Regions from separate parts of the Homo sapiens genome. Here region 2 is linked to region 1. A link is a loop called in an ENCODE intact Hi-C map of the cell type or tissue named here. Cell type or tissue: MCF 10A. All regions are shown on one strand. Each heading gives the region's core, and the rest is flanking DNA. Links, peaks and the distances in the headings are about the cores only.

Region 1 (10,271 bases), core at 1,166-9,165:
TTTTCTACAGAAATGAAACCCAGTATAAATAGCAGCGATATGTTTTTTAAATTAACAAATGGAACCTGAACTTAGAGAAGAATTTTTAAAAGTACAATAACAAATACGCGGTGAATTTTCTTTACCATTTAATTTAGTCTTAACTTTATTCTTCTAAGAAAAATCTCTGACTCTTTTCTTCTATAATGGTTTGGATTTTAAAAAAATAAGTCCATATCCTGCACACATCTCCAAGAGTGCCCGCTCATTCACACCATTTTCAGCATTCAGAGTTGCTTGGTCTAAAACACTGATTCACCCTAATGGCTGCAAGATTGCCCCTGCTTGTTAAGTATGTTTATATTGTTAACAATGAAAAATCTATATTTTTCTACTTACACTGGTGAATACAGATCTGTCTAGTAATTGTCCTTTCCATTTTAATTTTTGAATGTATTAAAAATGAGAATCAATCTTGAAAATCAATCACTGTAACTGAACAATAAGGAAATGGCTAAAGACATTACACTACAGCTATAATGGAATATATGCAGCCAACAAAAATGTTTTAAAATTATACTAAATAATGGGAAATGCCACTGGATTAAAAGATAGGACTGTGCATTTTTATCTGAGAACATGAAACCCCATTAAATCCCCTGCATCACTTTCTGTTTGCTCTTGATCTCTATTCTATCCCTAGGCCAATTCTAACCTTTGGGCTTGTCTCTCTGTCCAGCTCTGTACTCATTCCCTAAGGTTAGATCACAACATTCAGCTCCCTGGCTTGGCCTCGGGCAATCCCTACAGCACAAAGGTGGTCATTCTTTGTTTTTTCTGGCCCGGGGCTGCTTCAGCAGTCACCCCGCTCCACACCCTTTTGAATCCTGGGACTTCATCCCTGTGTCAATCACCCTGGCCACATCTGCCCTGACCCAGCCAACCTTCTAGAATGCATAGTACTTTTCAATTTGAAGAGGAAAATTTTGTAAGTCTACAGAGATTGTAGAGTAGCATACAGGCAAAAAAAAAAAAAAAAAAAAGAGAGAGAGAAAGCAAGCAAGCAAGAGAAAGCAAGCAAGCAAGAATGAATGAATCAGGTTCAGATCCTCCAGGATCAGCAAAGGATAAGGAGCTGACATGAAAGGGAAGCTGGGCCTTGCAGCCCTGGCTTTGGTTCTCAAAGATTCATCTTTCCTTTGGGACCTCTCCCATTTGCTCCAAGACTGTTGGTGGTCACCATTATCAGGTAAGGGAACCTTTGAGCATCTGGCCCCAGTTTGGTAAAGAAATTGGTAGATTTCCTCAGAGATGAGGTGAGGTGACTTTAAACAATGCCCTGTGTCTAATAAGTAAATTTGACCTAATTTTACACTTATATTGATAATCATGTTACAGGTAGTTAGACAGGCATGAGCAGGGCAGGAAAGGGCTCTTTCCCCACCCAGTAGGAATGTCGGGTGATGGTTTGGCAATTATCACATTGCCTCTCTAAAAGTGATAAATTGGCAGCCAGTACCAGGGAGAGGTCATTTCCTGATGGTCCACACCTGTTGCACTGAAGTGTCAATTGAATGCAGATGCCAGAGAGATGCAACTTCCCTGTCATGTGCATTAAGAGACATAATGGCAGAGAACGACCTTCCAAGGGCACACCACTGGAAAAGGGAAGAAAGCCTCAGATGGGCATTTGTGCAACTTCCTAAACACACTGTGTGTGCTCACCTGTCAATGGCAAGGAGGGCACTGCGCATGAAGGCATCCCACCCTAAAGGAAGAATCATGGAAAAGGGGCCAGCGTATAAAGTCCTAGGATCACGGTTAAACACCACACTTGTTCTTCAAGTTACTCACTTGGGTCTCTTCCAAGAGTATCTTTTCTTTTCTGTTCTAAAGCCTTTTAAAATAAAACTCCACTCCTACTCTAAAGTTTGCCTCGGTCTCTTTTTCTGCCTTATGCCCCTTTGTCAAATTATTTCTTCTGAGGAGGCAAGAATTGAGACTGCTAGAGACCTGTATGGATTCACTGCTGGTAACTTGGATACCTTCCACCAGTAACAATCATGATTGAATTATTTGAAATACCCATTGCTTAGAAGCTTGAGGGCGATAAGAAGAGCCATACAATTTCTTTGACCTAAAGAGGTGATTAAATCTTTCATGATTTATAATCAGAAAAACTACATTAAAAAAATTGAAATCCAATCTGCAGAATACAACAAATACACAAAATAGAAAGTGCTCACTTTAATTTATAGATATACTTAATGAGCTAATCACAGGGAAATCACTGCTTATGAGAATGAATAAACTTCTGAAAGAGTCTAACATTCAGAAAAATGTCAAGAATGTATTTTGCTGTGTTCATTTATAAAGTTATTACCTAAATTAAACTTCCTTTTCTGGTTTTACTTAAAATATTATTCTACAAAAGTTTCTCTTAGTATAATTTATTTTGCTTTTGTTTCTTCTAAATTAGGTAACTGTGCCATATCTGACATTTTATTTAATTTTGAAATAATGTTTTAAATATGCTTTTTTGAAAAGCATATTAAAATAATTATTTTTATTGTAGGCAATATGTATATCTTTAACTTGGATGCTTTTTTTTTTTTCTTCCATCCAACAAGATCCTCCTTTTGTCTAAAGCAGAACACAGACTGGTTTCTTCTCTGATAAGCTTCTTTCTAAGCTAATAGACTTAAAGATCTAGAAGGCACTAAACAACCAGGCATTTTAGAAACAAGGAGTGGGGGCCATGGAGACTGTGAGTGATGTGGCTTATTGGAGCAGACAAGATTCCCAAAGTAGCACTTTTATCATCATCCTCATCTCTGAGCTTCCTTAGGGCACATGTTTCTCAAACACGGATGTCTCCCTCAAAGCCCCAGATTTAGAAAGCCCTAAAGGTACTCTGACTGGCACTTTGGCATTGGCAGGAAAAGCCAAAGTCTTAAAGAAATAAATGACATTAAGGCAAACTCTACTTGCACAAATCTTACTGAGATTAAATTCATGAGGAGGTTGGTTAGGAGAAAAGTCCAATCCAAACAATTTTATTCTTACTCTTTCTTGTTTTCTTTTCCTTCCCATGGGGCCAGCTGTTGGAAAGGTACTGAAGTAGAAAAAATGATATTCATTGCCTTTACCCTCCTTCCCATGCTTTTTCACCTTCCAGGTGCCCCTACCCCTTCAGGTGCCCTCCTTCTCCTGCCAGAAGAACAAAACCTCTCTGAGGAATCCATTCCAAGGGAGTTTTCACAGAATGGAAGTTTTCTGAGGAGGACCCAACTTCATCTAAAAGAAGAAATAGTACAAGTTCTGATGCGGTTCCTGTGCCAGTGTGAATATATGAAACAAGAAGCCTATCCCAGCACATCTTCAACTATATTCCCTGGCACCTAATGACTGCCTACCACATGAACCATCCCTGCCTCTAGAAAGGTCCTTATTTCCCTTCCTTTCTTTCTACTCATATCTCATGTTCTCATTTCTTCCTAATTTGGTCTCCCTAGAAATAGACTTTTTTTGCTTTTGCACTCCATTTTCCTTTGGTACATTTCTCCAAGAGCAAGTTGTTTCTAGAACAACCTTTGGTCTGAGACCCAGGACTTTTTGAGAGCTAAAGGAGGGAAGAGAGTGATGAAGAAAGGGAAAATCGGGCTTTTCAGCAAATCATTCTTTACTATCGGGCTACTAGGCTGCAGAGTAGAAGGACATTCAGGCAAAGAGTTCACTCAGAAGTATTTTCTGAAAGTTGAATATACTCTCCTTAGTCACTTCATAATATCTTGTAAAAAGACGGTGGTGAAGCAAATGCTGTATCAGCTTTAGCCACTCTGGGTTTCACCATTTTCCAACAAGCTGCCATTCAGTTGTCCATTATCCATTTTTAGCAAAAGGGCAGTGAACTTATTTAATTGCAGAATAAAAAGTGCCTAATTTTATACAACCCTTTAATCTGACTCTTCAAGTAGGATACAGACCAGCCTCCAACATTTAATGTTTCCTGAATCAAATCTACTCTGGGGCTCACCCACCCTGAAAACAACCACCCAAGTACTAAACACCCTTCAAATGACATCTTGTCTAGCTGTCAGAACAGAAAAACTCAAAGCAGGCCTGATGGTGACAGACTGTAGCATCCCTGCCAGCGTCTGGAAACCTGGATGCCGTCAAGTGGCAGAGCTGCGAGGCTCAAAACCAGCTCAGGGGCGAAAAACGCTGTTGGAAACCACCCATCTCTGCCGATGCCTATCAAGCTGGCAAAAGAATCAAGCTGAGAATAATTTTTTTCTTTTTGGCTAGCATATTGAAATCTGTAAACCTCTTTCTGCAGAACAGAAGCTGTTGAGGTTTTATTTTTTTCTGACTTGAGCCAGAGCACATGGGAAGAGCTTGAAACCTAACTTTGCCAAGTATCAGGGTGGGGTGAGGAGAATTTATCTTCACAGTGATGTTATTAGAAAGAAACAAAATGGCCTGTAGGGTGACCAACTGTCCCAGTTTGCCCAGAACTGAGGAATTCCTAGGATGCCAGACTTTCAGTGCAAAACTGGGATAATTCTGGGCAAATCAGGATGGGTATTTATCCTAAGAGTGGATTGAAGTGGCCTAAATTACAGTGCTAAGGAGTTTAGGCCTCATACAAAAGGGTTTCCAGGCAAGCAAAATTTTAAGGGACCATCTTCACCCAGGATGAAAACCCCTGAAGCAGATTACCCATTCATTTATATACAAATTCTAGTGGCAGGAAATGTTGAATTGTTAAAAGTAGAAATAGAAATTCCAGCTGCCAAGTTGGCTTTCAGGCCAACTTGAATTGACCCTTGGGAATGTACCTACTCCTTGCTCCCAACTATATAGCTGCTCTCTCTGAGAGCTCTGCCCTGCCCCCATCCCCAATCTAATCTCTTCACACTGCCTATTTTGCAAGAGCAGCTCTCAGAAAGACCTGACAAGGGCTTTTCCCATCGGATGGCCAGTAAGCATCTTACCAGAAGTTAATAGCTAATAACCTGTTTACAGAACCAACAAAGTTCAGACGTAGAAAGCACCCGAAAGATCATCTAGCCCGAGTTTGTCAAAGCCTGGCATCAGGCTGACTGTGTACAAATCACCAGAGGATGGTTATCAGTCAGTCTAAGCTAGGTTAGGCTGCGCTAACAAGCTCCACACCTCAGCGACATGTAACAAGCCCTCAGGCTTCTTTTTCATTGCAGGTAGGCAGGGTGCTCTGCTTATGGTGGTCACTTGGAGATCCCAAAGTGGTTGCTTGCAAAGCCAGAGGGAAAAACAACCTGGGACAGTCTCAGTCTGGCAATTCCATGCTCCAGTCAGGAAGAGACACTTGCCCCTTCTACTTCCCACTCAGTGGCCAGAACTGTTCCCATGGCCCCACCTCACCACAAGGGGGCCACAAAATGCAACTCTACTTGGTTCCCAGAAGCTAGTGGGACAAAAAATAGTCGGTAAATGGCACCAACCAGTATCACAAAAAGACTAGAAAATGCAGGTTCTGTTTGGTTGGTTGGTTGGTTTTTTTGTTTGTTTTTTGTTTTCGTTTGTTTGTTTTGAGACGGAGTTTCTCTCTTGTTGCCCAGGCTGGAGTGCAATGGTGTGATCTTGGCTCACTGCAACCTCCACCTCCTGGGTTCAAGAGATTCTCCTACCTCAGCCTCCTGAGTAGCTGGGATTACAGGCATGCACCACCATGCCCAGCTAATTTTGTATTTTTAGTAGAGATGCGTTTCTCCATGTTGGTCAGGCTGGTCCCAAACTCCCGACCTCAGGTGATACACCCGCCTCAGCCTCCCAAAGCGCTGGGATTACAGGTGTGAGCCACTCACCCAGCCTGAAAATGCAGGTTCTGGATCTCACTTCTGGAGATTATGATTCAGTAGATCTGGATGGGACCTGGAAATGAATATAGCTTTTAAATTTCCCCAAGATTTTGGAATGGGCAGTGTGTTGGGGAACTTTACAGATGAATTGTGTGGCCCTATTGTACCTAGGGCCACACAGCTCTTCAGGTGAAGTAAAAATGAGGTTAGGTTTCTTGATTCTTGATCCAGTGTTCTTTCAACTTAGCTGCACTGTTCCTTCAAAAGAGTTTGCATTTCATCTTTTTCTTTGCAGCTAAAAGAGTAAATATAATGAAATGTTAAGCATCTGTGCAAGGCTAATGTGGCAGTTGAGTCTTGGGAACCTTTCACGTGTCAAATGACTGGATAGGTATTACCAGTTTTACCCAGGTCTCATCTTTTCCAGGGGCCACAGGATATGGAGGTGAGCAGAGAAGGAACTAGGTAGTAGTAGTGTGTTAGAACCACTTCCCTGTGTTTCCTGCCTGCTGAAACAGCTCCATTTTCCACAAGATCCTTTCCTCATTTTGTGTTTCTGGCCCAGCTTATAATTGCCTTCCAGCTTTCAAAATGTCCACTGATTTAGTTCAGTGAGAAGTTCTGTAAATTTCCCTGAAGAGCCTATTAAAGAAACTTGTGATAAGGCTCTTGCTGACTGTGTTCACTTGGAAGACACCCATGTTAGAACATCTGCTTGTGGGCAAGGAGACCCCAGCCTTGGTGAAGGAGTGAATGCTCTATTCTCTCTACACTGGAGGCTTCACTTCCTTTACCACATGGCCCTGGCTCACTTCCTAATCTCCTCATTATCACCAGAATCCCCTCAGTATCCTCTACTGGGACTCTTCTCTAAAACTGCTACACACTTTGGAGGATCTCATGCTGTTCCCTCAGCCAAAAATGTTCTTTCTCCTTTTGCAGAAATGTCCATCCTTTAACCGGCCAGTTCAGATATCACCACCTATCTGCAAAATTCCCTAATCCCAAGACTCAGCTTTAAATACTCCATACTCCTTCATCTGTGGTCTAATGGCTCTTTGGGCGCTTTTTTGGTTTGTTTTTTAGTGTTATTTTCAATTGAGAAATGCCAATTCTATATGTTTTTGGGACCCAATATGATGCTTTGATATACGCTTACAGTGTGGAATGATTAAATCAGGCGAATTAACAAATGCATCGCCTCACATCCTTATTTTTTTGTGGTGAAAACATTTAAAATCTACTCTTTTAGTAAATTTGAAATATTTAATGCACTATTATAGTGGCTCTTTGTTTATGGCTCTCTTCTGAAAGATTTTCCATCTCCTGTTATAGTGAGTTTAGTTGGAGGCTGATGTCTCCCTCAGCAGACTATACCCCTCAAAATCAGGGACCAGATCTATTTTGTGTATTTGTGCCTTTAGCATCTTATGTAATTCTTGAACCTATTTGATGTTTAATACGTTTCAGGGAGGAAGGAAGAAAAAGTAGGTTATTTTACCTTTCTCCCTAGTTTCTAATTTCCCTAAGGCTATATTTTATTCATCTTTGAAATTATACCTCATTCCCAACCTCACCAAATTTAGTAATGGCTTCACTAAACATGCTGGGCACACTCCTGCTGCAAATATTTGCACAGGCTGATCCCTCTACCTGGAAATCTACCTGATAAGTGCTCTAGAAATGTGTTCAATCTGGAGACTGAAATCTAATGCTAGTTTTTTGTGAAATAGTTGTGTTATTTTGGAGAGCTTAGGTTTTAAGTATTCTTAAATCTAAATTGAAAGGCTTCAAAATATCATTCAGGACTTCCGAAATAAATGCTCAGTACACCAAGGAATGCATATAGCTATCAAAAGTAAATATCAGTCATTGTATAGAACAAAACATGCACAAAATCAAGGTACACTGGAGGAGAACATGGTGAATATTTTTCTATAATACAAACCAACTAAGAAGACAAAGCTGCCACATGTTGTCACCCTGGTTTTCTGCTCTCTTCCTGGCAATGGAAGATAGAGGGGAAGGCGCTGGAGAAGGATCAGGTTTGTTTAGAGACCTCAGCTGATGGATGGGGAGGGGTCAGAGAGCAGAAAGCCAACTTGCTGCAATGTGACTGTTCAGTAGCCTCCATGTGCTTGTGGTGAGAAGCCCCATATCTAGAATTATGAGGTGTAGGAAAGGGAACTTGCAGAAAGAGGACTTAGAGCAGCCACATCCTTCTAGTTATTCAGGCTGAAACCTTAGCACTAGTCCTGACTCTTCCATTTCACACACTACATCCACCGCATGGTGAAGTAAATCTCGTCTACTCTACCTTTAGAGTATGTCTGGAAAAAAATTGTTGCTTACCACTTCTACTGCCACCACCTCTTCCTAGATCATTGAAACCACCTCCCAAGAGTCTCTGTGCCTCTAACCTAAGCCCCTATGCAGTGGCCAGAGTGATCTTATTAAAACACAAATCAGATCCCATCACTGCTTTGCTCAAAACCCGCTGGTGAAGTCCCATTTCCCTCCATGCAAAGGCCTACAAGGTCTGGCTCCTGCTATCTCCCTGACCTGCTCTACTCTTCTCCCCTTGTTCACTCTGTGGTTCCACAGGGGCCCCCTTGCTTTTTCTTAACATGCTGGGCACACTCCTGCTGCAGACATTTGCACAGGCTGTTCCCTGTACCTGGAAATCTTCCCCAGATTATCACATGGCTCACTCCCTCACCTCCTCCAGCTCATGTGTCACCTTCCCAAGAAAGCCTTCCCTGAGTACCCTTTAAAAAATACAATTCCCACACCAACACCCTCATCCACCTTCCTTTTCTATCTTTATGTATAGCACTTAACACCACCTAACATAGTACATGATTTCCTCATCTTATTTATCTGTTCTTCCCCAGTTAAAATGTAAGCTCCACAAGGGCAGAGATGTTTGTTGGATTTGTTTATTGCTATGTCCCCAGCACCTGGAACAGAGCTTGCAGACATAATAGGGCCCCAGTATATATTTGTTAAATCAACCAAGCTCAGAAACAGACAGGATCCCGACTCTTCTCAGCGGGATCGTCACCTGCCTTCAGAGTGCTGCTGCCATGCAATGCTCACAGAGTTCTTCCCAGAGGGATTAAAACAGATGAATCAGCAAATCCCCCTCAAACTGTTCCTAGGGAACTGGTTGGCTGTAAGTCCCACAGAAAGCATGATCCTTGCAGGCAAGAGCCCCCACAGCTCTGGGGATTTTTCAGCAGAAACTGTCAGAGACAGCCTTTGACTCCTGGAATGGTTCCCATGCCAGCTTGAGGCACTGGGGGACATTCCATTTTCTCTTTTGTAGACCCTCCTCCCTCTGTTTTTGGGTCCCTGCTCCTGGCTTCTGTTGAGTCCAGCTTGGCTCTTGACCCTCCTCGTTCCTGGGCTTGGAGCCACCTTAAGGTAAGAGAGAACCCAACCAATAAACATGTTTGGAGTATCAACCCAGGCACTATGTTGGGTTCTAGAGACCGCAAGATGAACCAGTCATGAAGCCCGCCATCCAGAACTCTATGGCCACACTGGGGAGATGAAGTGAGTGCACATAGAAAGGAAAACAGGGAAGCAGGACCTGATTTAACGTTGAATAAATGACACACCACTGGAGTTCAGAGGAGGGGATGAGGGATTTCTTGAACATAGATGCTCAGAGAAAGGTTGAGGAAGAAGGAAGGGTGTGAACTGGCCAAAAAGGGCTAAGGGGAGATAGATAGGCCAACTTAAGAAACAGGCTTTCTGAAAACAAACCATGCATGCATAGTTCAGTGCCCAAGTTTAAGGGGCAAAATTCTAAGGTTTCCTCCAAATTTCAGGCTGGAGGTGTCTGCCTTTTTTTCTGGGTGGACTGTAAGGGTCAGAGAAGCTCCACCAAATAGTGGCTTTCAATCCTACCTCCTCCACCCTTTGTTCTGGGACTAGGTATAAACTAGGTGTCCTAGTTTGCAGACCCAAACACTTAGGAGTGATCTCCGCTCCTAAGCTCTGGACTCTGGAGCATTCTAATGATGAAGAGCTGAGTTTCTCGTCTTTACTTCTCTACCCAGGTCTGTTCCTTAGTTACAGCAAATCCATTTTCCTCATCACCCGCTTTGTTTGCTTTTTCATTTCTGAAATGTGTTCTGAAGATAAAGGCTCCCTGCATGTCCATATACACATTAATTATCCTTCTTCAGAAAGTCAGGCGGGCTCCTCCCCATGCATACCACACCTTCCATAGCACCTCCCCGGAGACTTACACTGACAGTGTCTCTCTGCATGTGACACTATTGGAACCAATCGTTCCTGTCTGAAGAAAAGTTGAGGCAACCCATAAAAATAGGGAAGCACACCGAGAATAAATCAGCTTTTCTCAGCACTTTCCACAAGCTAAGCTTGTTCTTATGGAAGCTTTACTGGGCCTTTCTTTTCGTAATGAACTTGAAAAGC
Region 2 (10,271 bases), core at 716-8,715, 390 kb after region 1:
GTCTGTCAGACCACAGTGCCATCAAATTAAAACTCAAGATTAGGAAACTCACTCAAAACTGCACAACTACATGGAAACTGAACAACCTGCTCCTGAATGACCACTGGGTAAATAATAAAATTAAGGTAGAAATAAATACATTATTTGAAACCAGTGAGAACAAAGACACAACGTACCAGAATCTCTGGGACACAGCTAAACCAGTGTTTAGCGGGAAATTTATAGCACTAAATGCCCACAGGAGAAAGCAGGAAAGACCTAAAATCAACACCCTAACATCACAATTAAAAGAACTAGAGAAGCAGGAGCAAACAAATTCAAAATGTAGCAGAAGACAACTAATAACTAAGACCAGAGCAGAACTGGAGGAGATAAGAGAAATGAAAAACCCTTCAAAAAATCAATGAATCCAGGAGCTGATTTTTTGAAAAGATTAACAAAATAGATAGACTGCTAGCCAGACTAATAAAGAAGAAAAGAGAGAAGAATCAAATAGACACAATAAAAAAGGATAAAGGGGAGATCACCACTAATCCCACAGAAATACAAACTACCGTCAGAGAATACTATAAACACCTCTACACAAATAAACTAGAAAACCTAGAAGAAATGGATAAATTCCTGGGCACATACACCCTCCCAAGACTAAACCAAGAAGAAGTCGAATCCCTGAATAAACCAATAACAAGTTCTGAAATTGAGGCAGTAATTAATAGCCTACCAACCAAAAAAATCGCGGGACCAGACAGATTCACAGCCTATTTCTACCAGAGGTACAAAGAGGCGCTGGTACCATTCCTTCCGAAACTATTCCAAACAATAGAGAAAGAGAGACTCCTCCCTAACTCATTTTATGAGGCCAGCATCTCCTGATACCAAAACCTGGCAGAGGCACAACAAAAAAAGAAAATTTCAGGCCAATATCCCTGATGAACATCGATGCAAAAATCCTCCAAAAAATACCAGCAAACCAAATCCAGCTGCACATTAAAAAGCTTATCCACCATGATCAATCGGCTTCATCCCTGGGATGTAAGGTGGGTTCAACACACGCAAATCAATAAATGTAATCCATCACATAAACAGAACCAATGACGAAAACCACATGATTATCTCAACAGAGGCAGAAAAGGCCTTCGATAAAATTCAAAGCCCTTTCATGCTAAAAACTCTCAATAAACTACATACTGATGGAACATATCTCAAAATAATAAGAGCTATTTATGGAAAACCTACAATCAATATCATACTGAATGGGCAAAAGCTGGAAGCATTCCCTTTGAAAACTAGCACAAGACAAGGATGCTCTGTCTCACCACTCCTATTCAACATAGTATTGGAAGTTCTGGCCAGGGCAATCAGGCAAGAGAAAGAAATAAAGGGTATTCAAATAGGAAGAGAGGAAGTGAAGTTGTCTCTGTTTGCAGATGACATGATCATATATTTAGAAAACTCCATCATCTCAGCCCAAAATCTCCTTAAGCTGATAAGCAACTTCAGCAAAGTCTCAGGATACAAAATCAATGTGCAAAAATTAAAGCATTCCTATACACCAATAATAGACAAACAGCCAAACAGCCAAATCATGAGTGAATTCCCATTCACAGTTGCTACAAAGAGAATAAAATACCTAGGAATCCAACTTACAAGGGATGTGAAGGATCTCTTCAAGGAGAACTACAAACCACTGCTCAAGGAAATAAAGGAGGACACAAACAAATGGAAGAACATTCCATGCTCATAAATAGGAAGAATCAATATCATGAAAATGGCCATACTGCCCAAAGTAATTTGTAGATTCAATGCTATCCTCATCAAGCTACCATTGACTTTCTTCACAGAATTAGAAAAAAACTACTTTAAATTTCATATGGAAACAAAAAAGAGCCCATATAGCCAAGACAATCCTAAGCCAAAAGAACAAAGCTGGAGGCATCACACTACCTGACTTCAAACTATATTACAAGCCTACAATAACCAAAACAGCATGGTACTGGTACCAAAACAGATATATAAACCAATGTAACAGAACAGAGGCCTCAGATATAATGCCACACATCTACAACCATCTGATCTTCGACAAACCTGACAAAAACAAGCAATGGGGAAACCACTGTCTATTTAATAAATGGTGTTTGGAAAACTGGCTAGCCATATGCAGAAAACTGAAACTGGACCTCTTCCTTACACCTTATACAAAAATTAACTCAAGATGGATTAAAGACCTAAACATATGACCTAAAACCATAAAAACCCTAGAAGAAAATCTAGGCAATACCATTCAGGACATAGGCACGGGCAAAGACTTCATGACTAAGACACCAAAAGCAATGGAAACAAAAGCCAAAATTGACTAATGGGATCTAATTAAACTAAAGAGCTTCTGCACAGCAAAAGAAATTATCATCAGAGTGAACAGGCAACCTACAGAATGGGAGAAAGTTTTTGCCATCTGACAAAGGTCTAACATCCAGAATCTACAAGGAACTTAAACAAATGTACAAGAAAAAAATAGCCCCATCAAAAAGTGGGTGAAGGATATGAACAGACACTTCTCAAAAGAAGACATTTATGCAGCCCGCAAACATATGAAAAAAAGCTCATCATCACTGGTCACTAGAGAAACGCAAATCAAAACCACAATGAGATACCATCTCATGCCAGTTAGAATGGTGATCATTAAAAAGTCACGAAACAACAGATGCTGGAGAGGATGTGGAAAAATAGGAATGCCTTTACACTGTTGGTGGGAGTGTAAATTAGTTCAACCATTGCAGAAGACAGTGTGGCAATTCCTCAAGGATGTAGAACCAGTAATACCATTTGGCCCAGCAATCTCATTGCTGAGCATATACCCAAAGGATTATAAATCATTCCACTACAAAGACACATGCACACGTATGTTTATTGCAGCACTGTTCACAATAGCAAAGACTTAGAACCAACCCAAATGCTCATCAATGATAGACCAGATAAAGAAAATGTGGCACATTTACACCATAGAATACTATGCAGCCATAAAAAAGGATGAGTTCATGTCCTTTCCAGGGACATGGATGAAGCTGGAAGCCATCATTCTCAGCAAACTAACACAAGAACAGAAAACCAAACATGGCACGATCTCATTCATAAATGGGAGTTGAACAATGAGAACACATGGACACATGGAGTGGAACTCCAGGGCCCATTGGGGATTGAACGGATAGGTAAGGGATAGCATTATAGAAATACCTAATGTAGATGATGGGTTGATGGGTGCAGCAAACCACCATGGCACGTGTATACCTATGTAACAAACCTGCACGTTCTGCACATGTATCCCAGAACTTAAAGTATAAAAAGAGAAAATACAAGCAAATTTAAAACTATTTGCTGATAATTATGTCATTAACATCCTTGAAGTCAGTGAAATTTTTCTTTTACAATCATTTTGGATTGGTCACTTATCAACAGAAATAAACATCAGAATAAAATTATAACAAATAATCAATTTATTATTTCATTTAATATTCTCCATTTTCTTTTCTTTTCTTTTTTTTTTTTTTTTTTTTTGAGATGGAGTCTTCAATTGTCACCCAGGCTGGAGTGCAGTGGCGCGATCTCAGCTCACTGCAAGCTCCACCTCCCAGGTTCACGCCATTCTCCTGCCTCAGCCTCCCGAGTAGCTGGGACTACAGGCGCGTGCCACCATGCCTGGCTAATTTTTTGTATTTTTAGTAGAGATGGGGTTTTACCATGTTGGCCAGGCTGGTCTTGAACCCCTGACCTCATGATCCGCCCACCTTGGCCTCCCGAAGTGTTGGGATTACAGGCGTGAGCCACCGCACTTGGCCCATTTTCTCTTTTTATGTATGTAATCTTAAGTACAGGTATTAGGCAGGAATGACTGAATTTTTTTTTTTTTTTTTTTTTTTTGAGAGGAAGTCTCACTCTGTCACCCAGGCTGGAGTGCAGTGGCGCGATTTTGGCTTGCTACAGCCTCTGCTTCCTGGGTTCAAGCAATTCTCCCACCTCAACCTCCCAACTAGCAGGGACTACAGGCGCCTGCCACCACACTCAGCTAATTTTTGTATTTTTAGTAGAGACAGGCTTTCGCCATGTTGGCCAGGGTGGCCTCAACTCCTGACCTCAAGACATCTGCCCACCTCAGCCTTCCAAAGTGCTGGGATTACAGGCGTGAGCCACTGCGCCCGGTGAGGAATGACTGAATTTTAACAAATGTTATTCTGAGCTGGCAGGAAAAAGTGTTGAAAACTTTGAAATGGGCAAATAAGATTACTGGGTGTCTTGTCCAGTGGTGCATCTTGCAACCAGACAACTCTGTAAACATAGGTCACTGCCAGCAATGCAAATGACTCCTGTTCACAGACTGCAAATGAATTTTGCCAGGGAGAAGTGCAAAATGACATCCATTTTTTTCCAAGAAGCCAGTTTTGCATTTATTAAGCAAATTCATTTCAGCATTCCTCATTGCCAATATATGGGTCTGATCTTTGAATTCTCCTGGATTGTTTGTACATATTACTGGTTCCCATTAATTAACGAATTAAATAAAATTCATTTACATTTTTCATTTTACACTTGTATTAGAATCATAATTTTATCATAATCATAATCATAATTCTCCTCAAAACTGTCTTTTCAACAGATCCAAGACACCTACACCACCCCCTTCATAAGGGGGAATTTTGAATTTCCCTTCAAAAAAAACAGATTAATTAGAAAATCATCCTTCAGAGAACATCACCAAAAAAAAATCACATGATCCTCCACCACCACCACTATTAAATTGTTTCTTTTTTGTTTTTAATGTACTAATTTAATTATAAATAAATTAGCCCATAAAGTTTAAACAATGTATAAGTATATAAAGCAGAGTGATGACGCCTCCCTAAACACTTTGGTATCACTTCCCAAAAGTAACCAATGTTAAAGATTAAAATGAACATTACATATATAGGTAAAAACTATAAGTAAGGAATCACAGGAAGGTAATATGGAGGTAAAATTAAAACTTTGGCATTGAGGTGGGAGTCTAGTTGTTACATTTGAAGTCAGAAAACAAAAATTCTATTCACCTTTTATGGCCTCCTTACGTGTACCCATGTGTTCCTTAGAAGTGCCTGTGGCCTCCTTATTCATACCTGTGTGCTCCTTGTACATACTCGTGGGCTCCTTATATGTATCTGTGTGGTTCTCATAAGAACCTATGTGCTCCTTATGCGTACCTGTGTAAAAACACACCTGCAGGAGGAGCTACACTCAGCCTCTTCAGGGCCATCTCCCATGCACCTTCTCTGGTATGCTTCACTCCTTGAGCATTTACCGTTACTCGTTTACCATTTTGCTCTTGTAACTTAATTCTTATCCTTTACTAATCTCCAAAGCCCAGGTGGAGACCCTCTATCTTAGTGCTCAGGCTTGGCCCCCTTCTAGAATATGACTTCTTTCTTTGCCTTCCAGAAAAGGGGATAAAGCAAATATTCATACCTGAAACCAGGCAAGAAAATGAAAAGCAGACCTGCTGGCAACTAGGCCATAATATTTCCAATTGCATATAAACCACAATCACAGAATAGAAACAATGTCTAAACAAGTCCATTCCAAGCCCGTATTTGGAATGAGACACAGATAAGGCCACTCTGAAATCACAAAAATAGTAAAACAGCCCCCTCTTCTGTCTAACATGAGTGACTGCTTCTCCTTTACCTCACCAAGGAAAACCACTGTCGTCCTTCTATCTTATAGATAAAAATCATTACGATATTCAGTCACAAAATTGCTCCTGCTTCCTGAAACATCCAATTCAGAATTGCTCCCCACCTCCTCAATCCTCCCTTGAATCATCCAGCACACACTCACATACTATGACAAGCTTCTTCCAACTCCTCATCATTTATTTAAGGTGCTTTCAGTCTTGCAACAGCAAGAAAAATAAGTATAATTTCTTCGTACTACAATAAATGTGTTCCTGATGGTCCTTCATTGGTGGGCTTTAATGTATAAATACTTATTTACTTTAAGGGAATATTAAATTTGATTCTGGTCTTCTAGTAATGCTTAAAAATGCTTCCCTCTGCATGTTCTGTGTCCTTCCATGTCTAATAAAGAGTCATATTGCAATGCACTTTCATATGCATTTTCTCACTTTAATTTAGCATCAAACATCTAAAGCAGGTAAAATTAATGTTTTTGTGCTCAACATTCTTTAAGGTTGAGATTTGCCTGAGTTCATTCAGAAAGTTGTGAGCAACGCCATGTAGAGTTCTGAATTCTCTACCCCTGAGAACAATCTAACACAGGGAAAGTGATCAATGAAAAGGCCAAAAGTTTACATTTATCTCCTCAAAAAATACACTGAGTGATGCAGGAGCTCCCAGAGGGGCAGCTCGATTGGAATGCACATGGGTTCAGGAATAGTGGCCACTGACACCTGAGCAACGGGCAGTTCCACATTAAGTGGAAGGCTAGTCAAATAACTTACTCCTTTTTCTTTCTCCTAGGTTCATACATACATCATCTCATTTTTAATGAGATGATGAATGAGATGTATGTACATTTAATGAGATGTATGTATGAACCTAGGAGAAAGTGTAATCCCAGCTCTTTGGGAGGCCGAGGCAGGAGGATCAGTTGAGCCCAGGAGTTCAAGACTATAGAGAAAATCAGAACTCATGACAGAACAAGTTCCAACAATGCTATTAATTAATTTAATTGCTTCTCCAAGAAGACGAGGGATCAGACATCTCCAATCCCTGACTCCTTTAACACTCCATCAGTCCCCCTCTTTAGCTAGCACCACACCAGGATTCACCTTATTCCCAGCCCTTAACCCTCCAACCTCCACATCCCTCCCCCAATTTCACAAATGGAATAAAGCTCATGAGGCTTCAGAATAGCACAACGGCCCCTAGAAACTAATTAACCTAACAACCTGCAGCTACACTACCCCATGTATGAGACCAGAAACTTTGTGAGATGTAAAGTCAACAGACACCCCAGTTGGTCATTCAGACTTCCTCCAAAACATTGCTAAGCTCACTGCCTAAGAATAAGCTTTCAGATTCCAGCTTCAGACACAAGCTGCATCCAAAGCTGTCTCCTTCGCCCAAGATATCCGAGGCACTGGCATGGCACTGGGGTTCGCCTTTCTAGTAAATCCCCCCCGGGGAGGTCTCAAGTGGCCTTTTTTACACTGCTTTCCATTTAATAACAGTTTCAATCATCAGAGTTTTTTTTGTTTTGTTTTGCTTTGTTTTTGAGACGGAGTGTCGCTCTGTCACCCAGGCTGGAGTGCAGTGGCACAATCTCGGCTCACTGCAAGCTCCGCCTTCCGGGTTCATGCCATTCTCTTGCCTCAGCCTCCCTAGCAGCTGGGACTACAGGCGCCCGCCACCACGCCCGGCTAATTTTTTGTATTTTTAGTAGAGACGGGATTTCACCATGTTAGCCAGGATGGTCTCGATCTCCTGACCTCGTGATCCACCCGCCTCAGCCTCCCAAAGTGCTGGGATTACAGGCGTGAGCCACCACGCTCGGCTCCCCAGAGATGTTTTAATAGCAGTTAACATGCGAAGGAAAAGGTCTTAATCCTTGATAGCAGAAGATTCCATGTCTCCTATGCAAATGTCACCATCATTATCCCAGCAAATTTTGAACACCTTGTTCCAAAGGATATGTATTAGAACCTAAGTCTCACTAGCTGCAAAGCCCTTACTTTTTCCACTCGCTGGCATAAAACCAATGAAAATTTGAAATACTTCAAAAAAAGACCACTGCTAGAGACTATACCCGCATTGACCAAGAACTATCAAATGACACGTTCACGCTCTCCTGCCATGACCTGCACCTTAAATAGCATGAAGACATTTATACAATTGCAAATACAAGGGAGGGTTTCAATTCTTTTAATATATAATATGGAAAGGAAATTGCTTTTCAGTGCATACACATTAACAGAATATCTTCAAGCATATTTCTATTTAGATTGTTATTTGCAAACATTGGAAATAACACATTCTATGAGCTGTCACCAGATGGATCAAACATTTGCACAACTCTCAGCTGAACATCCTAATGGAGCCTTAAAGTCACTATAATATTTGTGTGCACATTTGTGAGGATGTATGTTTGAGCCTAATTTAAAACCCAAGCATTTGATTTCCTCTAAAGAGAAGGGTTTTTGCTTTATAAAAAGCTTTCTGGACATCAAGCGTAAACACACAGCTGGGCATAGTGGCTCATGCCTGTAATCCCAGGTTTTTGGGAGGCCGAGGCAGGAGGATCAGTTGAGCCCAGGAGTTCAAGATCAGCCTGGGAAACATAGGGAGATCCCATCTCTACAAAAAAAATTTTAAAAATTAGCCAGGCATGGTGGCGTGCACCTGTGGTCCCAGCAACTCCAGAGGCTGAGGTGGGAGAATTGCTTCAGCCCCCAAGTTTGAGGCTGCAGTGAGCCATGATTGTGCCACAGCACTCCAGTCTGGGTGAGACAGCGAGACCCTGTCTCAAAAAAAAAAAAAAAAAAAAAAAGCATAAACACATTTTTTTTTTTTTGAGATAGAGTCTTGCTCTGTCACCCAGGCACCATCTCGGCTCACTGAAACCTCCACCTCCCGGGTTCAAGAGATTCTTGGCCTCAGCCTCCCAAGTAGCGGGGACTACAGGCACACGCCACCATGCCTGGCTAATTTTTGCATTTTTAGTAGAGTCGGGGTTTCACCATGTTGGCCAGGCTTGTCTCGAACTCTTGACCTCGTGATCTGCCCACCTCAGCCTCTCAAAGTGCTAGGATTACATGCGTAAGCCATTGCGCCTGGCCCATAAACATATTTTTTAAAGAAAAGTCAGTCTTTCATTTCCAGAACTGGCGGTGATGAGGGGACAGAATATGTTAACTCATGCCATTTCAGTTTTGTCTCAGAGGCATTTACTCTGGTGGTTTTATGTAGAGTCTGTGTCTCACCTCCCTAACTGAACTGCCAGCTTCTGAATACTAGAACTGAGCTTTCTACTTCCTTTATTTTCCTCTTAGGTGGCCATAAGCAAAGGCCAACATTTAATGAGCACCTACAGTAGCTCACTTAATTTTTTTTCAGCAACTGCAAGCACAAACGTTCCTATTACTTTCAGTAAACTCGAGCTCAGAAATTTGAGACACCCATGATCCCAAGGCTAGAAAATGCAGTTGATGCTTAAGATTTCAGGTGAATCTAAGATCCACCCACTATACTATAGTATATTATTACCCAGAGACACATTTGTGGTCTTCCTATTTTGTTGTTTTCAGTGTGCTGATCATCTCCACTCAAAATCCTCCTGCACATAACTGCTGGATGACCTACACCACCAGGTATGCTATACCATATCTATGCTATGCCTCATTCTATGCCTTACCCCAGCGTGGTGTGAAAAGCAGGTGCTATTTACTGAAACCTAATGGTTCATAAGGCACCCATACTTCTTCCTTCTGTTTCCAAGAACATCAACTCCCTGTGTAACAATTTGAAAAGCCACCTAACAAATTGACCAGACTGGCAACTAATTTCCAGCATTTGTTTATCTGATAGAACCATGATCAGAGCAGTCCAAAGAAAAAATACAAACACAAGATCTCATCACAAAAGGAAGAGGCCAACCTAACAACTACCTGGTGGGAATTAGAGCCACGTGTCTTACACATATGCTCAGCAAATACTTACAGAATTAACAAATGACCCAAAACTAAGGGACAAACCTTGCTCTGTTAAGCATTGTGAAATACTTCAGACACTCCTGAACTAGAAGCATTAACATAAAGCAAAAGATATTGGAAAAAAAGATGTATACAATACGCTATTTCCATTTTTTTCACAAAATCCCAGCACTGCAGGTGTGACGTCTCTTTGGCTGGGGAGGTGAGCACAGGAGACTTAACAGATGTTGCTTTGCAGCCAAGTTGGAAGAGCTGAGCGGTTGTTCTTGGCTTCAGGGGACTGAAGCTGCAGTGGTTTGTAACAAATTGGCTGATTTTTTCTGCTTTAAAGGCTGAACTAATAAAAAGTCTTTGAAAATCCAAATGGTGAGGGAAAATGAAAAGTCCAATAAATCCAGTCTGCTGGGAGGCCCTCTGCTGAGAAGACTGCCGAGGCTTCCATTCCCATCCTTTGTGTGTGTTTTCTCTAAATATTACAGTTGCTGTAAAACTTTCATATGGTAAAGGCCAGAAGGGGCTTCTCAGACTCTGCAAATGAAAGGCGGTAAAACTCTTTAGTGACCCAGATTTCAGCTTA

The links. Peaks named below come from ENCODE experiments on the same cell type or tissue, not always from the same donor. Only the 100,000 strongest peaks of a DNase experiment are listed, where the experiment ranks them.
Region 2: a loop joins it to region 1, with 31 times the contacts of the local background. A loop is called at or near these places in 5 of 110 quality-filtered maps.

The regions. Positions count from the first base shown.
Region 1 is chr3:156,377,766-156,388,036 of GRCh38, reverse strand. The region is part of intron 1 of KCNAB1 (potassium voltage-gated channel subfamily A regulatory beta subunit 1); the gene reads right to left. Among named protein-coding and RNA genes, the nearest start is that of KCNAB1-AS1, 64 kb to the left of the region's middle. In MCF 10A, for the core only: a CTCF peak has its summit at 5,365 (motif pointing right); a DNase peak (open chromatin) is centred at 5,396.
Region 2 is chr3:155,991,148-156,001,418 of GRCh38, reverse strand. No RefSeq gene overlaps it. Among named protein-coding and RNA genes, the nearest start is that of KCNAB1, 120 kb to the left of the region's middle. In MCF 10A, for the core only: a CTCF peak has its summit at 5,688 (motif pointing left); a DNase peak (open chromatin) is centred at 5,658.